Regions from separate parts of the Homo sapiens genome. Here region 1 is linked to region 2. A link is an interaction called in ENCODE POLR2A ChIA-PET data of the cell type or tissue named here. Cell type or tissue: MCF 10A. All regions are shown on one strand. Links, peaks and the distances in the headings refer to the core of each region. The heading gives the core; the rest is flanking DNA. Region 1 has its middle 13 kb from the start of PANK3. Region 2 has its middle 59 kb from the start of SLIT3-AS2.

Evidence for each region. ChIA-PET counts read pairs that join two places held together with the same protein. Peaks named below come from ENCODE experiments on the same cell type or tissue, not always from the same donor. Only the 100,000 strongest peaks of a DNase experiment are listed, where the experiment ranks them.
Region 1: POLR2A ChIA-PET joins it to region 2 with 12 read pairs; 4 of 35 experiments call an interaction of 5 or more read pairs at or near these places.

Annotation. Positions count from the first base shown.
Region 1 is chr5:168,586,382-168,598,424 of GRCh38, reverse strand. No RefSeq gene overlaps it. Among named protein-coding and RNA genes, the nearest start is that of PANK3, 13 kb to the right of the region's middle. In MCF 10A, for the core only: no CTCF peak of the experiment used is centred there; a DNase peak (open chromatin) is centred at 6,144.
Region 2 is chr5:168,641,784-168,653,826 of GRCh38, reverse strand. No RefSeq gene overlaps it. Among named protein-coding and RNA genes, the nearest start is that of SLIT3-AS2, 59 kb to the left of the region's middle. In MCF 10A, for the core only: no CTCF peak of the experiment used is centred there; DNase peaks (open chromatin) are centred at 6,546 and 7,286.

The DNA.
Region 1 (12,043 bases), core at 4,067-8,066, 55 kb after region 2:
CTACTATAACAGAAACCTAAACATGTAGCATCATCCTTGTGCTTTAGTAGCAGGTAGAAGCTGAGGGGCCTTGATGAATGTTAGTGAAGCCTAATGGGTCTTGCGGACACCTTACAGGGAAGTGAGGGAAATGCTACTGGAAAGAAGGGAAAGAAGACCTTCACAGGTGGTGGAAGGTAGAGGCATTGTTGTCAGTTGTGATGTGGGAAAGCAGGAAATGTACCTAACGAATATGATGATCTAGCCAAGCTGCATATAGTACCAGGCAAATGAGAAAAAGCAGCTTATGAGAGTCAGAGGATGAGAAAGAAAGAAAAAAAAAAGCAGCTTAAAAAATGAAACTGTTTAGATTTCAAGCAAAATTTAGAGGGTATAAAAAAGAGGCTGGGCAACGTGGCTCAAGCCTATAATTCCAGCACTTTGGGAGGTTAAGGTGGACAGATCTCTTGAGCCCAGGAGTTTGAGACCAGACCAGCCTGGGCCACGTGGCTATATCTGGTCTCCACAGAAAATACAAAAAAATTAGCCAGGCGAGGCAGCATGTGTCTATGGTTCCAGCTACTTTGGAGGCTGAGGTGGCAGGACTGTTTGAGCCCAGAAGGCGGAGGTCATGGTGACTCAGGATTGTACCACTACACTCCAGCCTGGGTGACAGAATGAGACCCTGTCTCAAAAAAAAAAAAAAAAAAAAAAAAGCCCAGATTTTTGGGGTTTGAAAATGAAATTGCTTCTCACTCCCAGCCTCTCCAGAGGGCAAACTATTCTCAAATTAAGAAATAGCTTCCCAGCAAAGGGTGGGTACAGCATCTCTTGTTAAGAACACAGAAAGGTTTAACTCAACAACCCTTTCAAACAGACAAAATCCTTCTAAGAAGCTTAAGGGGTGCTTACTGTTTCTCTTTATTAAACAATTGGATTTCTAAGAATATTAAGGGCATTGTCCCACAGCAGCCTCAAAAGGAACCTAAGGCAGAAAGGACTCATATGAGCCAAAAGGATGTGAGGTCACAGCTTTTTTCCCAATGGAGGAAACCCCAGTAAGAATCATAGAAAATTCTCAGTGTTTTAGAAGCTGCTTGGACTAAAAGGGAAGGAGACAGTACAAGGTGAAAAGGGAGCTTTGGATCTCAAAACCTCTATGGGCAGAAAGGAGGCTGAGAAAACCACCCAGGGGGAAAAACCACCCAGGTTACATTTTAGAAAAAGGAAGATTAAATTCAGAAATTGGAACCAAGAGCCCAGAAGGCAAAGCCGTAGAGAATCATTGAGTAGAAATGGACTGTGATCAAGGAACCAGCAACACGTGCCTGACAGGATTTCATAATTGCCACAAACCAGCAACTGCTGTGCACCTCCTGTTTTCTCTCTCTCTTTTTCTTTTTTGTTTTTGTTTTGTTTGTTTGTTTGTTTGTTTCAACCAAAGTTGAAATGAAGGAAAAAGTGTTAAGGGCAGCCAGAGAGAAAGGTCTGGTTACCCACAAAGGGAAGCCCATCAGACTAACAGTGGATCTCTTGGCAGAAACTCTACAAGCCAGAAGAGAGTGGGGGCCAATATTCAACATTCTTAAAGAAAAGGATTTTCAACCCAGAATTTCATATCCAGCTAAGCTAAGCTTTTTAAGTGAAGGAGAAATAAAATCCTTTACAGACAAGCAAATGCTGAGAGATTTTGTCATCACCAGTCATGCCTTACGAGAGCTCTTGAAGGAAGCACTAAACATGGAAAAGAACAACTGGTACCAGCCACTGCAAAAACATGCCAAACTGTAAAGACCATCAATGCTAGGAAGAAACTGCATCAACTAATGGGCAAAATAACCAGCTAACATCATAATGACAGGATCAAATTCACACATAACAATATTAACCTTAAATGTAAATGGGCTAAATGCCCCAATTAAAAGACACAGACTGGCAAATTGGATAAAGAGTCAAGACCCATCAGTGTGCTGTATTCAGGAGACCCATCTCATGTGCAGAGACACACATAGGCTCAAAATAAAGGGATGGAGGAAGATCTACCAAGCAAATGGAAAACAAAAAATAGCAGGGGTTGCAATCTTAGTCTCTGATGAAACAGACTTTAAACCAACAAAGATCAAAAGACACAAAGGCCATTACATAATGGCAAAGGGATCAATTCAACAAGAAGAGCTAACTATCCTAAATACATATGCATCCAATACAGAAGCACCCAGATTCACAAAGCAAGTCCTTAGAGACCTACAAAGAGACTTAGACTCCCACACAATAATAATGGGAGACTTTAACAACCCACTGTCAATGTTAGACAGATCAACGAGACAGAAGGTTAACAAGGATATCCAGCACTTGAACTCAGCTCTGCACCAAGCAGACCTAATAGACATCAACAGAACTCTCCACCCCAAATCAACAAAATATACATTATTCTCAGCACCACACCACACTTACTCCAAAATTAACCACATAGTTGGAAGAAAACCACTCCTCAGCAAATGCAAAAGAACAGAAATCACAACAAACTGTCTCTCAGACCACAGTGCAATCAAATTAGAACTCAGGATTAAGAAACTCACTCAAAACCACACAACTACATGGAAACTGAACAACCTGTTCCTGAATGGCTACTGGGTAAATAATGAAATGAAGGCAGAAATAAAGATGTTCTTTGAAACCAATGAGAACAAAGACAAAATGTACCAGAATCTCTGGGACACATTTAAAGCAGTGTGTAGAGGGAAATTTATAGCACTAAGTGCCCACAAGAGAAAGCAGGAAAGATCTAAAATCGACACCCTAACATCACAATTAAAATAACTAGAGAAGCAAGAGCAAATAAATTCAAAAGCTAGCAGAAGGCAAGAAATAGCTAAGATTAGAGCAGAACTGAAGGAGACAGAGACACAAAAAACCCTTCAAAAAATCAATGAATCCAGGAGCTGGTTTTTTTAAAAAGATCAACAAAATTGATAGACCACTAGCAAGACCAATAAAGAAGAAAAGAGAGAAGAATCAAATAGATGCAATAAAAAATGATAAAGGGGATATCACTACTGATCCCACAGAAATACAAACTACCATCAGAGAATACTATAAACACCTTTACACAAATAAACTAGAAAATCTAGAAGAAATGGATAAATTCCTGGACATATACACCCTCCCAAGACTAAACCAGGAAGAAGTTGAATCTCTGAATAGACCAATAACAGGCTCTGAAATTGAGGCAATAATTAATAGCGTACCAACCAAAAAAAGTCCAGGACCAGACGGATTCACAGCCAAATTCTACCAGAGGTACAAAGAAGAGCTGGTACCATTCCTTCTGAAACTCTTCCAATCAATAGAAAAAGAGGGAATCCTCCCTAACTCATTTTATGAGGCCAGCATCATCCTGATACCAAAGCCTGGCAGAGACAAAACAACAACAAAAAAAAGAATTTTACGCCAATATCCCTGATGAACATCGATGCGAAAATCCTCAATAAAATACTGACAAACCGAATCCAGCAGTGCATCAGAAAGCTTATCCATCACGATCAAGTCAGCTTCATCCCTGGGATGCAAGGCTGGTTCAACACACACAAATCAATAAACATAATCAATCACATAAACAGAACCAAAGTCAAAAACCGCATGATTATCTCAATAGATGCAGAAAAGGCCTTCAACAAAATTCAACAGCCTTTCATGCTAAAAACTTTCAATAAACTAGGTATTCATGGAATGTATCTCAAAATAATAAGAGCTATTTATGACAAACCCACAGCCAATATCATAATGAATGGGCAAAAACTGGAAGCATTCCCTTTGAAAATTGGCACAAGACAGGGATGCCCCCTTTACCACTCCTATTCAACATAATGTTGGAAGTTCTGGCCAGGGCAATCAGGCAAGAGAAAGAAATAAAGGGCATTCAATTAGGAAAAGAGGAAGTCAAATTGTTCCTGTTTGCGGATAACATGATTGTGTATTTAGAAAACCCCATCGTCTCAGCCCAAAATCTCCTTAAGCTGATAAGCAACATCAGCAAAGTCTCAGGATACAAAATCAATGTGCAAAAATCACAAGCATTCCTATACACCAATAACAGGCAACCACAGAGCCAAATCATGACTGAACTCCCATTCACAATTGCTACAAAGAGAATAAAATACCTAGGAATCCAACTTACAAGGGATGTGAAGGACCTCTTCAAGGAGAACTACAAACCACTGCTCAACGAAACAAAAGAGGACACAAACAAATGGAAGAACATTCCATGCTCATGGATAGGAAGAATCAATATCGTGAAAATAGCCATACTGCCCAAGGTAATTTATAGATCCAGTGCCATCCCCATCAAGCTACCAATGACTTTCTTCACAAAACTGGAAAAAAACTACTTTAAAGTTCACATGGAACCAAAAAAGAGCCTGCATTGCCAAGACAATCCTAAGCAAAAAGAACAAAGCTGGAGGCATCACACTACCTGACTTCAAACTATGCTACAAGGCTACAGTAACGAAAACAGCAAGGTACTGGTACCAAAACAGAGATATAGACCAATGGAACAGAACAGAGGCCTCAGAAATAACACCATACATCTACAACCATGTGATCTTTGACAAACCTAACAAAAACAAGAAATGGGGAAAGGATTCCCTATTTAATAAATGGTGCTGGGAAAACTGGCTAGCCATATGTAGAAAGCTGAAACTGGATCCCTTCCTTACACCTTATACAAAAATTAATTCAAGATGGATTAAAGACTTAAATATTAGACCTAAAACCATAAACACCCTAGAAGAAAACTAGGCAATACCATTCAGGACATAGGCATGGGCAAGGACTTCATGACTAAAATACCAAAAGCAATGGCAACAAAAGCCAGAATAGACAAATGGGTTCTAACTAAACTAAAGAGCTTCTGCACAGTAAAAGAAACTACCATCAGAGTGAACAGGCAACCTACAGAATGGGAGAAAATTTTTGCAATCTACCCCTCTGACAAAGGGCTGATATCCAGAATCTACAAAGAACTTAAACAAATTTACAAGAAAAAATCAAACAACCGCATCAAAAAGTGGGAAAAGGATATGAACAGACGCTTCTCAAAAGACATTTACGCAGCCAACAGACACATGAAAAAATGCTCATCATCACTGGCCATCAGAGAAATGCAAATCAAAACCACAATGAGATACCATCTCACACCAGTTAGAATGGCGATCACTAAAAGGTCAGGAAACAACAGGTGCTGGAGAGGATGTGGAGAAATAGGGACACTTTTATACTGTTGGTGGGACTATAAACTAGTTCAACCATTATGGAAGACAGTGTGGCGATTCCTCAAGGATCTAGAACTAGAAATACCATTTGACCCAGCCATCCCATTACTGGGTATATACCCAAAGGATTATAAGTCATGCTGCTATAAAGACACATGCACACATATGTTTACTGCAGCACTATTCACAATAGCAAAGACTTGGAACCAACCCAAATGTCCATCAATGATAGACTGGATTAAGAAAATGTGGCACATATACACCATGGAATACTATACAGCCATAAAAAATGATGAGTTCATGTCCTTTGTAGGGACATGGATGAAGCTGGAAACCATCATTCTGAGCAAACTATCACAAGGACAGAAAACCAAACACCGCATGTTCTCACTCATAGGTGGGAACTCAACAATGAGAACGCTTGGACACAGGGTGGGGAACATCACACACAGGGGCCTGTCATGGGGTAGGGGGAGGGGGGAGGGATAGCATTAGGAGATATACCTAATGTAAATGACGTGTTAATGGGTGCAGCACACCAACATGGCACACGTATACACATGTAACAAACCTGCACGTTGTGCACATGTACCCTAGAACTTAAAGTATAATAAAAATATATACATTCTAAATGTATCTCAAATCATAAAGAATCTATTAGCAGGAATAAAAACATTCTGTGTGACAAGAAAAAAAATCAGAAAATGCATGTAAATCCCTTAGCTCAGTGCCTGCTACATAGTAAGTGCTCAACAAATAGCTGTCTTCATTGTTACTTGGTCATTGATATTGGTTGAGCTGGTGTTGACTGGCATGGCCTCAAATAATGAATAGGACTTCTAGGTAAGAGTACTAAGAATTCTATTAAGCATGCTGGGCAAGTGCCAGTTTGCCTTGTGCAACAGGCTCTGTGGCTGGATAACTCTGGAAGCAGAAATTCCAAACAGAGTCTAGCTATTTGTTTGGTTCCAGATAGAAATCACTCCAGTTCAGCTGCTATTGGAAACTTACTCATCTGCTAACCTTGAGGATCAGTGGCTGTGAAGGTAAACAGGAAAAAAGTAAACAAGGTAAAAGAGACAGACTTCTGTATCATGAGCGAGATCAGCCTTGCTCACAAAGGCTCAACTTCTCTAGAATGGACAGAGAATCTAGCTTGATTTTATATTAGCTAGTCATTTTTGCCAGTTAAATGTTAATTAAAAATTGACTTGCACAAAAACTGAAAGTTTGTGCTGAAGAACATCCATAGCAAAAGGTGGTGAGGCTCCTGCCACAAGGAAGCTTGTTATCTAGTAAATGCTATGAATTCACTCATTCTTACATTTATTCTCTCATTCCACCACCAGAATGCCTTCCCTTAGCTGGTTTCTTTGCCTCCTGTCCCGCCTAAGCTGTTATCTTTACCACAGCCAGAGTAAACTTTCCAAAATACAGTTCTAATCCTGACATTCCCCTGCTTTTAAATCTTTGGTGGGTCCCTTTTCCTTGAACAAAGTCCAAACTCTAACATGGTTCACAAGAAACTTTATGATCGGGCTTGAAACCTCCCAGTGGCTTTGAATTGCTTTTGAAATAGAATCCACACTCTTCCTTGTGTCCTACTAGGGAACTCAGGCAGCTTAAGGAACTTGCTTAAGTGGTAGAGCCCACTCTGACTGATTCCAAAGCCCATGCTCCAAACCAGAGCTGCTCAAAGCAGCTTTACAGTGAACTATTTGTTAATGGTCCAAGCCTAGGGCAGTGACAGCCTGGGTCAAAATGTAAATCAATGCAATGCTACCTTCATGGAGAAAGTCTTACTGTGAAGAAAATACCAGCTGAACTACAAACAGTATGATTAGTGATGCAGTTGACTTACCTCCTGCTCCATATCTTGTTGGAAGCCAAAAGCAGTCTGGGGATCAGCAGCCATCTGTGTACCACACTTTGAATAGCATTGCTCTAACCTGACCCCCACGCTGTACAGTAAGTCCTCACTTAACATTGTCAATAAAATCTTGGAAACGCAACTTCAAGCAAAACGATGTATAAGGAAACCAATTTGGCCATAGGCTAATTGATACTAACAAGAGTTAAATTCCTATGGCATAGTTCTGGTAACAGAATCATCACTAAACTTCTCATAAAGACTGAAAACACTTCTAAAAGTTAAACATTGAAACAAATGTGAGCTATACAGTCATTTAGGAAAGATTAATAAAAAGAGATAAGAGAATTATTTACCCAATTAATCCAGTTCAAGGTCCTGGGTGGCTGGGGCCTATCCTGGCAGCTCAGGGCACAAGGCAGGCACTAGCCCTGGACAGGACGTTATCCCATTGCAGAGCGCACTCACGCACACACCCACATTCACTCACACTGGGACCTTTCAGACACACCAATTAACCTCAGGTGTGCATCTTTGGGATAGTATCCTAGTGAGAGGAAAACAGAGTACCTGGAGAAAATCCATGCAGACTTGGGGAGAATGTGCAGACTCCACACAGACAGTGGCCCCAGCTGGGAAGAGATTTTTTTTTTCTCATCAACATAATGAAACGGCGTTGAAGGAAATGATGTTATTTGAAGACGTGCTGTTTTCTTACTCTTCTTATTCCTTAGCTGAGGTCTTCATATGAGGCACCTGATTTACTCCTGGCCCCTTCTTTCCTGCCTTCTGTGGACTTCTGCACAGGAACTGTCAGATAATCTGTATCATAGATGAAGAAGGGGTTTTAAAAAGTATATCCTACTTTTCAAAGCCAGCAAGAAAACCTTTTTTGGAATTATCCTCAGTTTGGGAATTTTCACAAGGCTCTAAGTTCCAGAAAGCTATTCTTGCTGGCTAGTTGGCTAAGCTTTCAGTAAAAGCCCTGATTTCCACAGCAGAACTGTGCAAACTATTCTTATATGCACTGGCCTCACAGCTAAGGCAGTGGCAGCCTCAAAAATCCTGAGATGCGGAATTCTATGATCCTGTCCTTATGTGCTCTTAGTCCTTCCTTATACTGCTGAGGAGCTCCCTAATCAGTCTTCCTCCATTCTCCATCACCATGGGCTTTCTACTAGCTTTTTCACTTCTAGCCTTACTGAATAGCCCCACCACACACACACACACACACACACACACACACACACGCACACACACACCATGCTAAGATCTTTAGTGGTAGCAGCCGTTAGGAAAGGTTTGCTTATTCATTCTTTTGTTTATTCAAATATTCGGTCGGAACTGTCTCTGTACCAGGAACTGTGTTAAAAGTTAGGAACACAATGGTAAACAATAAAAAAGACAGCCGCGCCCTCTGGGAGCTTTCTGAGCTGAGTGAGGATGTCAGACTAAATGACATCGTGATGAATGATATAAATAAAAGTATTAAAGTTCTATGAGGGCCGGGCACAGTGGCTCACACCTGTAATCCCAGCACTTTGGTAGGCTGAGGCGGGCAAATCAATTGAGGCCAGGAGTTTGAGACCAGCCTGGCCAAGATGGTGAAACCCTGTCTCTATTAAAAATTACAAAATTAGCTGGGTGTGGTGGTGCATGCCTGTAATCCCAGATATTCAGGAGGCTGAGGCACAAGAATCACCTGAACCCGGGGAACGGAAGTTGCAGTGAGCCGAGATAGCACCACAGCTTGGGCGACAGAGCAAGACTGTCTCAAAAATAAATAAATAAATAAATAAATAAATAAATAAATAAATAAATAACTTATCTGAGAAAGTAAAGCAGGCACCTATCTTAGAAAGTAAACTAATCTGTTTGCAGGCAGAAGTGATACTTACATTGAGACTTAAATGTCATCATGAATTTTTGTCTAATAGTCAACATCAAGCCAACTCTTTTGTTCCCAATGCCAAGTACTGAGTTGAACACTTTAGATGCATGAAGTGATTTCATCTTCACAAAGACTCAATGGCAAGGGAGCCATTTTTATCCCCATTTTATAGATGAGAAAACTGAGAAGCAAAATTACCACTCTAAAGTTGCACAACCAATCAGGGATTGGGACCTAATTCTGCCTGATTACAATGCCTAGTTTTTAACCACTCTACTCTAACCTGATGAAAGCCTTGATAAATACACTATTAGGCATCGCAAGTCCAGGAAGAGGGCCACCTGTAATTAGAGCTGCCCCTGATTAAACATCGTGTGAGGAAGTACATGATGGCTCCTAGGCCACACTGTCTAGTCCCACCCTTCTAAAATACCGTGATTCATTCCTACAAGAGGTGCTAGACTGCTTTTGTTGTCATTAATTATGTTTCTAGAAGTTTCTACAAGAATAAGACTTTCCAGGTTGCATCTGAAGGACCTGGGCCAACACCCATCCAATTTAATTATTTGTAAGTCCCCATATGGGGGCAGATCCCCTGCTAGGCTTGGGGACACTGAACAGAATAAGTCACAATGCTAGCCTTCAAACAGCTCATCTGGCAGTGAAAGAGACAGGCAAGTAAACGGATCACTGTATTATTTTGCAGTGAGTGAGAAAACTAGAAGCACATGCAGGGACCAGAAGTAGCATAGAAGAGAGGAAGCTTTTCTGGAGGAGGGGATTTCTAGGTTGGGTTTTAAAGTAGAAAAACGTGTTCAATGAAACTCAAAAAGAGAGTCTTCCACTTGTGAAAGGAGTGAGGACATCAGGCAGCAGCAAGCATTTAGTTTGCTAGAAGCTGCTTTTGTCTGATTGGAACATATAATGAAGGGTGAGTAGAGGCATGAGATGCAGCTAAAGAGATACACAGAGGCCAATCATGACTGGTCTTATACCCTAGGCTCAGGAGCTGGGATTTTTATCTTGAAGACAACATGTCAGGAAGAGACAAGGTCCTAAGCCCTGAAAATGATACATTCTGGTTTGCTATTGAGAAAACTCTCTCTGGCATGGGTAAAGAGGGTGGGTCAGATAAAGGCAGGCAAGAGGCAAGAAGGGTCTTTTTTTTTATTTTTTAGAGACAGAGTCTTGCTATGTTGCCCCATCTGGTCTCGAACTCCTGGCCTCAACTGATCTTCCTGCCTCAGCTACCTCAGCCTCTTGAGTCATTGGGATTACAGGCATGAGCCATCACACCTGCCAGGAAGGGTCTTGTTTGTTTGTTTGTTTGTTTGAGATGGAGTCTGGATCTGTCGCCCAGGCTTGAGTGCAGTGGCGCAATCTCAGCTCACTGCGGCCTCTGCCTCCTGGGTTCAAGCGATTCTCCTGCCTCAGCCACCTGAGTAGCTGGAATTACAGGTGCGTGCCACCATGCCTGGCTAATTTTTGTATTTTTAGTAGAGACAGGGTTTCACCATGTAGGCCAGGCTGGTCTCGAACTCCTGACCTCAAATGATCCACCAGCCTCGGCCTCCCAAAGTGCTGGATTATAGGTATGAGCCACCATGCCCACCAGAAAGGGTCTTTAAGAGTATAAATGAGAGACGCAGAGGCTGGTGCTCAGTTGAGAGCAGTGAGGTTGGACGGAAAGGAAGAGACAGGAAGGTAACAGCAGGAAGACTCGGTGACTGGTTGGATGTGCACTGTGACGGGGCAGGAGGAGTCCAGAATGACTCCTAACTTTCTGTGCTGGGCAAGTGGGTGGTGGATGGAACCACCAGCTGAAACAGGGCCTTTAGGGAAATGAAGAGGGAGTGGGAGAATGATGAAACTGGACTATTGAGGTGGAGGTGCCAGGAGGCAGGGATCGGCAGGCAGAGGAGAACTCCAGGGAGAGGCTCTTCCCTGCTCCCTAGGAAATGCCTGGTAGGATGCATTCCTGGGCAGAGCAGAAGTCTGTGACACCCACACTGGGGGCCTCTGAGATGAAAATCACCAACTGCTGAAACCAGCTGACTCCTATGGCAAGACATGCCTAGCATCCCCAACCTGAGCTGAGGAGTGGCTGGGAGAATCAACCACTTATTTACTCTCCAGGCTTCCCTTCTTAGTAAATGACACAACTACCTGTCTCCTCTGAAGTGCAAGCCCAAACCCTAAAACCTACTACACTTCCTGCCTCCTTTTCCCCATACCCATGCATCTAATCTAATTAATCTTCAACAATCACTCCATCTCAAACAGTCCCGATCATTCTTGGTCCCCTTATCTTGCCGTATCATCTTCATAGCATTTATATGATCTAAAATGATATTATACTGCTGCCTACTGGTTTACTACCTTTGTTGTCTCTGGAGCGTAGGCTCCAGGAGGGCAGGGGCCTTATCCCATTCATCTCCATATCCCTAATCCCTAGAACAGTGCCTGGTGCATTGTCAGAGCTCAATAAACGTGAATTAAATGAAGTTCATTTTTTTGTAAACTTCTTCAAACCTTTTTCAGCTTTACTAATATTCACCCTTCACTAATACCTGACATAAATTCTTAATTTTTTCTTTTTCTCTCTCTCTCTCTTTTTTTTTTTTTTTTTTTTTTTTTTTTTTTTTTAGAAATGGCATCTCACTATGTTGTCCAGGCTGGACTCAAACCCCTGGGCTCAAATGATCCTCCTGCCTTGACCTTCTGAGTAGCTGGGACTACAGGCACATGCCACCACACCCAACTATTAAATGAAATTCTTGATCCAACACTTCTCCCCGTCTCTGCTGCTCCCATAATGATTCAAGTCCCTGTACAATGCCTGGAGTGCTCCGGGAACCCCTCAGACTTGGTGACTGACTCTGTGTGGGTTGAGAAGGATGGGAGTCTCTTAGTCTTTTCATTTCCAAGTCATAACTCCTCTCCCATCCAGTCATTCTCCACAAAGCAGCCAAAATAATCCTCTAAATTCATGGACAAATCACTCCCTGCTTAAAATTTTCAGGTGGCCCT
Region 2 (12,043 bases), core at 4,433-8,432:
AGATGTTCTGGAACAGAACACAGCTAATACTAAATTAACCCCTTGCTTTCCAACCCAATGCCTCAGGCCGAATGCCTAGAGCAGTTTCCCTAGGCACTGTGGCTGAGGAATTGTGCCCTGGGCCAGCTGGTGGGCCCCCTAAAGCTAAGAATGTTCTGCCTCTTCAAAGCATCTGCTCAATCCTGGACTCTTTTCTCTGACAATGTTTTCAGAGGGAGGTGCCCTCCCTATTTCAGGAGCAGAAAATGAACTCAAGTGTCGTGAATTACAGTGGGGGAAAAAATTTATTTTTTTTAAATTTAGGCTTCTCAGCCTTCTTACTCAAAAATACTAAAAATATACATTGCCTTTTCTAAATTAAACTTAATTCCTACTTTGAGCCCCCATCCTGCTTCATAGCAAAAACTTAATTATCTCATTCAGTTCAGTGTCTGGCATTTCTCTTCTCCAGGATACCCCTTGAGTTCCAGGTGCCTCACATCCTGTGAAGATGTTTGCTCCTTGCTGTCTTCATGTATTCATGCCAGCTGCCACGATGGCCTGGACATCTAGACTACGTTTGCTTTAACTCTGCAGCAAATCTTTTCCAGGTCTGCAGAGTCTATATGTCATGACTCTGCTCCCCCTGGAAGTCTGGGGACACCTGGAGGCTGCTATGCCATACTGGCACTACAAGAAATGAGGTGGAGGCCAGGCACGGTGCCTCACACCTGTAATCCCAGCACTTTGGGAGGCCGAGGTGGGTGGATCACCTGAGGTCAGGAGCTGGAGACCAGCCTGGCCAACATGGTGAAACCCTGTCTCTATCAAAAATACAAAAATGAGCTGGGCGTGGTGGTGGGCACCTGTATTCTAGCTACTCAGGAGGCTGAAGCAGGAGAATCACTTGAACCTGGGAGGCAGAGGTTGCAGTGAGCCAAGATCACGCCCTTGCACTCCAGCCTGGGCAACAAGAGCAAAACTCCATCTCAAAAAAAAAAAAAGAAAAGAAAGAAATGAGGTAGAGCTGAGGTTGTTCACCCACTTGTTTGCTACTCTTAGACGCACAGAAAAATCATTCTACTGCTCCCACGTTACCCAGGGTATTGGGAACCCTTCAAGGCTGACTCAGACCCGGGATGGAGCAGCTATTTCACCCCTACTTCTTTTGTGCCATCTTGTGGCACAGGAAGAGATTCGTGTATGTGCCCCTTTCCCAGGTTCCACCTGCAAAGCAGGCACAGTTCTCCTCCTCTCTCCAATTTTCCAAACCTGTATGAGTCTCTGAAGTGGAATTCAAATATACATTTGACTGAAAAGCTCGGGTACTTCCTCCTACACATTACCTTGTTGGAATGTGTGTGTGTGTGTGTGTGTGTGTGTGTGTGTGTGTGTGTGTGTCAGGATCTTGCTCTGTCTCCCAGGCTGGAATGCAGCGGTGCAATCACAGCTCACAGCAGCCTCGACCTCCCAGGCTCAAGTGATCCTCCCACCTCAGCCTCCTGCATAGCTAGGACTACAGGCGTGCACCACCACACTCAGCTACCTTGTTGGATTTAATTGGCACCTTAGAAAGATGTAAATCTTTTGATAGCAGTTGAGGTAAGGAGACTTTCAGGTATAAAAACAGATAATCCTACATAGTGGAGCCTCAAGAGCATTGTTAACAGGGTGCAAAAACAGAAACTGTCAAGCAGAAGTTTGTCAATGTGCCCCTGCCTGCTCTGTGTGCACACATTTCACCAAAGCTCTGGGGTCCGGATAGGAAAGCCCTGCTGGGACGAAGTGCACTTGGAAAGTCAAAAAGACACAGGGGTTTATATAAAAATGAATATCTGAATAATTCCAGGCAATGAACAAACCTTGAAAACATGCTAAGTGAAGGAAACCAAACACAAAAAGCCACATATCCATTTATATGATATGTCCACAGTAGGCAAATCCATTGAGACACAAAGCACACTGGTGGTTGCCAGGGACTAGGAGGAAGTAGAAATGGGGGTGACTAATGGGTCTGGCATTTATTTTTGGGGATGATGAAACTGTTCTGGAACTAGTAGTGATAGTTGTACATCATGAATGTCCTGGAAGTTACTGAGTTACACACTTTATACTTGTAAAAATGGTGAATTACTATGTGAATTTTACCTCCTTAAAAAAAATCCAGGCCAGGCACAGAGGCTCAACACCTGTAATCTCAACACTTTAGGAGGCCAAGGCAGGTGGATTGCTTGAGCCCAGGAGTTGGAAACCAGCCTGGGCAATATGGCAAAACCTCATCTCCACAAAAAAATACAAAAATTAGCCAGGCATGGTGGTGCATGCCTGTGGTCCCAGCTACTGGGGAGGCTGAGGTGGGAGGATCACCTAAGCCTGGGGAGGTCGAGGTTGCAGTGAGCTGTGATCTCACCACTATACTCTAGCCTGGGCAACAGAGTGAGACCCTGTCTGAAAAAAAAAAAATCAAGATATATTTGGGTTTGGTCAGAGGTCTCAGGGAGGGAGGGAGTCTACATTGAAGTAGGGTTTGGGGGTACGCTAGCTTTTGTCTTTGGATATGCAGTTCAGGACAGTTTGTCTTTGGATATGCAGTTCAGGACAGTTTGTCTTTGGATATGCAGTTTTAGGACAGTTTTTGTTATCTCCTAGCTTTTGTCTTTGGATATGCAGTTCAGGACAGTTTGTTTAACTCCATCATCTCATCACTCTAAAAATTTTTGGTGTATCTAGTTCAGACGCTCCAGCCCTTGATAAGTCTTAACTGGAACAGAAGAAAATTCTGAGATTTAGAATTTTGCTTATTTCCAAACAACTGTGAATGTCTAGAGTTGGAGGCAAAGACTTCTAGTCCCAATAGAAGGCACCAATCTACTGTCTGGAAAAATCCTTTAGCCCTGTGTCCCTCTCCTTCTAGCCCCACTGTGAAAGAACATATCATTCTCTAGTCATAATAGTGACCATCGTGGGTTAAAAACCCTTACTATTTGCCAAGTCTGGTGCTAAGCATTTCATTTAATCCTCATCAAAAAAAAAAAAAGAAAAAAGAAAGAAAGAAAAGAAAAGAAAAAGAAAATGGCAAATGGCAATACAAGGTCTCAATCAGTTAAGCATCATTCTTAAGATCACACAGCTGATAAGTGGCAGGACTGGGATTCAAAACCAAAATTGCCTCCAAAGCCCCATCCTTAACCATTATATCATTCTACCTCTTTCCGATTAACCCTGGTGAGTTTTGCTTAGGGCTCTTATCATTGGTTCCTCTCACATTCAGTGGTGTTGAGATTCTAGGGTGAAAATTGAGCAAGAGGTTCAGGATCTGGTAATATCAGAATAGCTTATCAAACTAGCCCTCCCACATGTAACAATTATCTAATCTGGACAAAATAGTTTAACAAAACAATTGCGTTAAAGCACTCTGCAGCAACCAAAAGAAGGCAGAAAGGGAGGGGATCCAACCCTTGAATGAAAGACAGCACATTGAGTGAGAGCTGCGTTCACTGGCTCTTCCCCTGAAGGTGTGTCCCCATCTATACACTGCATGGGGAATGGAGTGGCTGGAAATTTAGGGAGAAAAATCTTAATCCTAAGTGACGGAACCATGGAAGGGGTGCCCTAAAATCTGTGTACCAATTATCTTCAAATCCTTGGCTGACTGCTAAACAGTTCATATGCAGGGTGAGATTGTAAGTTTCCCAGAGGCAAGAAACTGCATCAAGACGAAAGAGTCAAGCCCTGCCAAGGTAGAGAAGCTTTGTAGACACAGCGCCCTTTTTGTTGAAACACTTGCAGGGCCACACCTTAGGAATAAGGACCACATCTTAGAATTTAGGTCTATACCCTAGGAATAAGGACAAAACTGAAAGAGATCCACTCCAATAAAGGCTAAAACTAAGCTTCCACAGGACTAAGATTGTCTGTCAACGATTTAGCCATCTGCTAGGGCAAAACTCAATGCCTTTCAAAGAAAGATAGTAAACTCCAGAGACTCTAGAGTGTGTTACATAGAATAAACATATAGTATAAGCCAGACACAATGGCACATGTCTGTAATCCCAGCTACTGGGGAACCTAAGGCAGGAGGATTGTTTGAGCCCAGGAGTTCAAGACCAGCCTGGACAATATAGTGAGCCCTTGGCTCAATTTCTTTTTAATTACTTGGCATATGATATGGTTTCAATATTTGTCCCATCCAAATCACATGTTGAAATGTAATCCCCAGTGTTGGAGTTGGGGCCTGGTGGGAGGTGTTTGAGTCATGGGGGTGGATCCCTCATGGCTTCGTGCTGTCCTCACAATAGTGAGTAAGTTTTTGAGAGATCTTGTTAAGAATGTGTGGCACCTCCCCCGCACTCTCTCTTGCTCCCACTCTTGCAGTATGAGACACCTGTTCCCCCTTCACTTTCTGCCACAATTGTTAAGATTCCTGAGCCCCACCCTACCAGAAGCCAAGCAGATGCTGGCACCATGATTGTACAGCCTGCAGAACCATGAGCCAATTAAATCTCTTTTCTTTATAAATTACCCAGTCTCAGATATTTCTTTATAGAAATGCAAGAATGGCATAATATAGCATACAAACAGCCAGAAAAATATGACAGTCAAGAGAATAGTCAACAGAAGCAGACCCAAAGATGAGTCAGATATTGGAGATAGCAAAGACCTTGAAAAAAATTAGAAAAAACTTTAAAAATGCAACATACAAACAGCCAGGAAAATATGACAATACAATCATGTGTCACATAACAACAGAGGAACGTTATGAGAAATGAATCATTAAGCAATTTTATGTATGAATATCATCGAGCATACTTACACAAACCTATATGGTATAGCCTACTACATACCTAGGCTATATGGTATAACTTATCACTCTTAGATTACAAACCTATACAGCATGTTGCTGTACTGAATGTTGTAGGGAATTATAACACAATGACAATTATTTATGTAGCTAGAAATATCTAAACTTAGAAAAGTTACAGTAAAAATATGATATACAAGATTAAAAAAATGATACACCTATATAGGGAACTTACCGTGAATGGAGCTTGCAGGACTGGAAGTTGCTCTAGGTGAGTCAGTGAGTGGTGAGTGAATGTGAAGGCCTAGGACATTACTGTACACTACTGTAGACTTTATCAACATTATACTCTTAGGCTGTACTAAATTTATTTTTTAAATATTTTTTCTTCAATAATAAATTAAACTTAGCTTACTCTAACTTTTTTCCTTTTAAACTTTTTAACTTTTTAACTCTTGTTACAAAATAATGTGTTTGTGCTTAAAATAAGTTTTGTAATAATTACTTTGTAACTAAAGTTATTTCATAAGTAAAATTAATACAAATATAAATAATACAAAATACAAATTAATACAAAATAATAACAGCTGTACAAAAATATTTATAAACCTTATAAGCTTTTATCTATTTTTATTTTTTTTTACTTTTTAAACTTTTTTATTAAAAACTAAGACACAAACACATTAGCCTAGGCCTATACAGGGTCAGGATCAATGTCACTGTCTTCCACCCCCATATCTTGTCCCACTGGAAGGTCTTCAGTGGCAATAACACACACAGCTGTCATCTCCCATGACAACAAATGCCTTCTTCTGGAATAACACCTAAGAAACCTGCCTGAGGCTCTTCTTGTGGAGGTGTCACTCTTTTCAGAAATATGTCTATGGTCACTTAGTAGATTTGCTTCATTTTTTCTCACAGATTTGCTTGTAAGCAGATTACGCACCATTCCTCTCTATTAATGAAAATTTTTTAGTCCCCATGACAGTTTACCTATATAACAAACCTGCACATGTACCTCTGAACCTAAAATAAAAATTATGATAAAGAAGACTGTTTGGTGTTGCCTCCACACTTCCAAGCTTTTAAAGGAACTTGCTAAGGTCTGAAAAAGCTTGTGCTACAAATCCTTCACTGTCCATTTTCTTGGGGGTTCTTCTTTTTCTTCCCCTGCAGCGATATGGTTTGGCTGTATCCCCACCCAAATCTCATCTTGAATTGTAGTTCCCACAATCCCCATGTGTCATGGGAGGGACCAGGTGGAGATAATTGAATCATGGGGGCAGTTTTCCCCATACTGTTGTGATAATGAGTGAGTTTTCATGAGATCTAATGGTTTCATAAGGGGCTTCCTCCTTCGCTCTATTCTCATTCTTCTCTCTCCTGCCCCCTCCTGAATAGGTGCCTTCTGCCATGATTGTAAGTTTCCTGAGGCCTCCCAAGCCATGCAGGACTGTGAGTCAATTAAACCTCTTTCCTTTATAAATTACCTGGTCTTGGGCAGTTCTTTATAGCAGCATGAGAACAGACTAATACATGCAGTTTCCTTTTTTCTTGCCTCTTCTTCAGCTATGCATTCCTGTTTCATTTCCAACAACTCCTTATTAGTCAATTCCTCAAGAACCACCTCTAGGAGCTCCTCAGTGTCATTCTCATCCACACCCAGGTCAAAGCTGTTTGCCATCTCAACCACAAACTTGTTGATTTTTGCAACCTCCTCATCCTTGGCAAATCCTCTGAAGTCATGGAGAAATGCTAAGTGTCTTCTTCCAGATGCCATTCACATACTTCTTGGTGACATCACCCCAAGCCCAACCAAGGTTCTTGATGCAATCATACCTGTGTTGTAATCCTTCCAGAATTGCATCACTGTCATCTCAGTCTCTCCCTCAGGTGTAGCAACAGCCTGGACAAAGGTCTTCCTCAGGTAGCAGTCCTTAAAAGCTGATATAACACCTTGATTCATTGGTTCAATCAAAGAGGTAATGTTTGGAGGGAGAGACACTACCTTGGTATTGGGATGAAGATCACCAATAAAAGGAGGATGTGTGGGAACATTATAAACCATATGCAAAACCTTGAAAGGTATCTTATTCTCCAAATAGTACTTCATTTCACTGGCATAGCAATTCAGGAGTAGCTGGGTCATCTGTGACTTCTTATTGCTCCTGTGGTGTGCTTACTGGTATGCTTGAAGGCCCTGGGGTTCTCACTGTGCCAGATCACAAAGGATTTCAGTTTGTAGCCTGCAGCATTGCCTCTGAGAAAGACTGTTGTCCTGTCCTTAAAAGCCTTGAAACCTGGCATTGACTTGGTCTCCTTCTAGATAAAAGTCTTTTCAGGCATCCATTTCCAAAATAGGGGGTTTTCATCCATATTGACGATTTGCTCTGGCAAGTGATTTTCCTCCATAATCAGCCTTTCTAGAGTTTCCAAAAATTCTTCAGCTGCCTTCACATCAGCATGCACAGACTTGCCACTCACTTTCACAATATGTAATGAATTACGATGCTTGAACTGTTTAAATCACCCAGAGCTAGCAATACTTCAACACTGTAGTTAGGTCCGGCCTTTTCTCTGAACATTGCAAACAAACTTCGTGCTTTGGCCATGATTGTCGTAGTGCTGAGAGGGATACACTTCTGTGCCTGGTCTCCAACCCAGGTCATCAGAAGTTTCTTCATATCTTATAGAGGACCTTCCTGAATTTCTGTTATCTCATTGCCTTCAATGAAGCAAATCCTTTAACAGCTTTCATCACTTTTTTTTTTTTCTGAGAGAGAGTCTCGCTCTGTTGCCCAGGCTGGAGTGCAGTGGCTCAATCTCGGCTCACTGTACCCTTTGCCTCCTGGGTTCAAGTGATTCTCATGCCTCAACCTCCCAAGTAGCTGGGATTACAGGCGCATGCCACCACACCCGGCGAATTTTTGTATTTTTAGTAGAGATGTGGTTTCACCATGTTGACCAGGCTGGTCTCAAAATCCTGGCCTCAAGTGATCCACCCACCTCAGCCTCCCAAAGTGCTGGGATTATAGGCGTGAGCCACCACGCCCAGCTAGCTTTCATCACTTTGTTCCTGTCCTTTCAGATCATAGCTAGGGTCGATGGGGCAGGCATTTCTGGCAAGAAATAACCATCACTGATTTTCCACTTTCATAGTCCTTAATCATTTTTTTAATTTCTTTCTTTTTTTTTTTTTGTAGAGACAGGGTCTCACTATGTTGCCCAGACTGGTCTCGAACTCCTGGTCTGAAGCCATCCTTCCACCTCAGGCTCTTGAAGCACTGGGGTTATAGGAATGAGCCACTGTGCCCTGTCCCTTAATTAATCACTTTTAATTTCATTTCCAGGTCAGTTACTCACTGTGGCCTCCTACTGACAACATTAGCAGGATATCTTGTACGCTTAGGGACCCATAATGAACAAAACAAAATGAGATTAAATCATACACAAGAGAAAACTGTGCAATCAAGAGCTACAATAAAACACAAGATACATGAAGCTGCTGCTGGTGTAACACAGCATACCATTTTACAGTAAATTTTTTTTACAACTAGAAGACGTACACGCTAAAATAACAATAAAAGTATAGTATAGTTATATCTTTATCAAGTATTATATACTGTACATAATTGTATGCACTATACTTTTATATCACTGCCAGCCCAGTAGGTTTACACCAGCATCACCACAAACACCTGAGTAATGCGTTGTGTGGAGACATTATGATGACCACAGTGTTACCAGGTGATAGGAATTTTCCAGCTCCATTATAATTTTATGGGACCACTGTCATATGTGGTCCATAACTGACCAAAACATCATTATGTAGTACATAACTGCAACTTTTTTTAATCTTATAGGAAAGGATTAATGTGACAGAAGAAGAACTGTGAATTATAAGAGAAATAAGAAAACTCTAAAAAGTAAGCCAAATGTAAATCCAAAAATTGAAAAATATAGCAATTGAACTTAAAAATTCACTAGACAGAATAACAGCATATTGGATACTCTGAAAGTATAAGAGAAAACAGGTTGATAGAAATTATTCAAACTGAGCAATAAAGGAAAAAAATGTTTTTAATATGAGCAGAGCATCAATGGGACAACCTAAAGTAGGCTGACATATGTGTCAGACTCTCAGAAGAAGAAGAGTAGAGAGAAAAAATAACTGCAGGAATGATGGCCAAAAATTTTGCAAATTCAATAGAAAAAAATTCAGTCAAGAGATTCAAGCCAGGCACAGTGGCTTATGCCTGTAATACCAGCACTTTGGGAGGCCAAGGAGGGGGGATTACTTGAGGCCAGGAGTTTGAGACCAGCCTGGCAAACATGGCAAAACTCCCTCTCTACAAAAAAAATAGTTGGGTGTGGTGGCACATGCCTGTAATCCCAACTACTCAGGAGGCTAAGGCATGAGAATTGCTTGAACCTGGGAGGCAGAAGTTGCAGTAAGCCGACATCTTGCCACTGCACTCCAGCCTGGATTATAGAGCAAGACTCTGTCTCGAAAAAAAAAAAAAGGAGATTCAAGAAACTCAGAAAGGCCCTCTCCCTCTCCCTCTCCCTGTCCCTCACCCTCTCCCTCTCCCTCCCCCTCTCCCTCTCCCTCTCTCTCCCCACGGTCTCCCTCTCTTTCCACGGTCTCCCTCTCATGCGGAGCCGAAGCTGGACTGTACTGCTGCCATCTCGGCTCACTGCAACCTCCCTGCCTGATTCTCCTGCCTCAGCCTGCCGAGTGCCTGCGATTGCAGGCACGCGCCGCCACGCCTGGTTTTGGTGGAGACGGGGTTTCGCTGTGTTGGCCGGGCCGGTCTCCAGCCCCTAACCGCGAGTGATCCGCCAGCCTCGGCCTCCCGAGGTGCCGGGATTGCAGACGGAGTCTCGTTCACTCAGTGCTCAATGGTGCCCAGGCTGGAGTGCAGTGGCATGATCTCGGCTCACTACAACCTACACCTCCCAGCCGCCTGCCTTGGCCTCCCAAAGTGCCGAGATTGCAGCCTCTGCCCGGCCGCCACCCCGTCTGGGAAGTGAGGAGTGTCTCTGCCTGGCCGCCCATCGTCTGGGATGTGCGGAGCCCCTCTGCCTGGCTGCCCAGTCTGGAAAGTGAGGAGCGTCTCCGCCCGGCCGCCATTCCATCTAGGAAGTGAGGAGCGCCTCTTCCCAGCCGCCATCACATCTAGGAAGTGAGGAGCGCCTCTTCCCAGCCGCCATCACATCTAGGAAGTGAGGAGCGTCTCTGCCTGGCCGCCCATCGTCTGAGATGTGGGGAGCGCCTCTGCCCCGCCGCCCCCTCTGGGATGTGAGGAGCGCCTCTGCCCGGCCGCGACCCCGTCTGGGAGGTGAGGAGCGTCTCTGCCCGGCCGCCCCGTCTGAGAAGTGAGGAGCCCCTCCGCCCGGCAGCTGCCCCGTCTGAGAAGTGAGGAGCCTCTCCGCCTGGCAGCCACCCCATCTGGGAAGTGAGGAGCGTCTCCGCCCGGCAGCCACCCCGTCCGGGAGGGAGGTGGGGGGGGTCAGCCCCCCGCCCGGCCAGCCGCCCCGTCCGGGAGGGAAGTGGGGGGGTCAGCCCCCCGCCCAGCCAGCCGCCCCGTCCGGGAGGGAGGTGGGGGGGTCAGCCCCCCGCCCGGCCAGCCGCCCCGTCCGGGAGGGAGGTGGGGGGGTCAGCCCCCCGCCCGGCCAGCCGCCCCTTCCGGGAGGGAGGTGGGGGGGTCAGCCCCCCGCCCGGCCAGCTGCCCTGTCCGGGAGGGAGGTGGGGGGGTCAGCCCCCCGCCCGGCCAGCCGCCCCGTCCGGGAGGTGAGGGGCGCCTCTGCCCGGCCGCCCCTACTGGGAAGTGAAGAGCCCCTCTGCCCGGCCAGCCGCCCCGTCTGGGAGGTGTGCCCAACAGCTCATTGAGAACGGGCCAGGATGACAATGGCGGCTTTGTGGAATAGAAAGGCGGGAAAGGTGGGCAAAAGATTGAGAAATCGGATGGTTGCCGTGTCTGTGTAGAAAGAAGTAGACATGGGAGACTTTTCATTTTGTTCTGCACTAAGAAAAATTCTTCTGCCTTGGGATCCTGTTGATCTGTGACCTTACCCTCAACCCTGTGCTCTCTGAAACATGTGCTGTGTCCACTCAGGGTTAAATGGATTAAGGGCGGTGCAAGATGTGCTTTGTTAAACAGATGCTTGAAGGCAGCATGCTCGTTAAGAGTCATCACCAATCCCTAATCTCAAGTAATCAGGGACACAAACACTGCGGAAGGCCGCAGGGTCCTCTGCCTAGGAAAACCAGAGACCTTTGTTCACTTGTTTATCTGCTGACCTTCCCTCCACTATTGTCCCATGACCCTGCCAAATCCCTCTCTGTGAGAAACACCCAAGAATTATCAATAAAAAAATAAATTAAAAAAAAAAAAAAAAGAAACTGAAAAAAAAAAAAAAAAAGAAACTCAGAAAGAACCAAAAATATGGTAAATACAAAGAAAACCATGTCTAGGCACATTATAACCAAATTACTGATGACTAAAATAAAAATTATAAACATATCCAGAGAAAAAGACAAATTACATACTGAGGAACAACTTATTCATCAGAAACAATGAAGGCCAAAAAACAATCAAATAGCATATTTTAAATGCTTGGAAAAAAGGGAGGGGTCCACCCCTCCAACACCCGTGGAAAACTTACCCACACATAAAAATTACTTTCTTCATCCATCTGCTCCCAATATAGAAATGTTTTATACTGTCTCATTTATACAAAAGCAGCCCTGAGCTTTTTGTCTAAGTCCCAGTTCTATAAGTGCATTGGCCATGTGCCATTTAACCTCCCTGAACCTAAGCCCTTATCTGTAAATGCAGATGATAATAGCATCTATACTTCACAGGGCTACTGTGAAAATTAAATGAAATTAGAGATGTGTATTAGTCCATTCTCACACTGCTAAAAAAAGGCATACCTGAGACTGGGTAATTTATTAAGGAAAGAGGTTGAATTGACTCATAGCAGCATGGCTGGGGAGGCCTCAGGAAATTTACAATCATGGCAAGAGGGGAAGGAAACACGTCCTTCTTCACATGGTGGCAGAAGAAAGAAGTGCCAAGCAAAAGTGGGAAAAGCCCCATATAAAACCATCAGATCTCATGAGAACTCACTCACTATCATGAGAAGAGCATGGAGGGAACCGCCCCCATGATTCAATTACCTACCCCTGGGTCCCTCCCACAACACATGGGGATTATGGGAACTACAATTCAAGATGAGATTTGGCTGGGGACACAG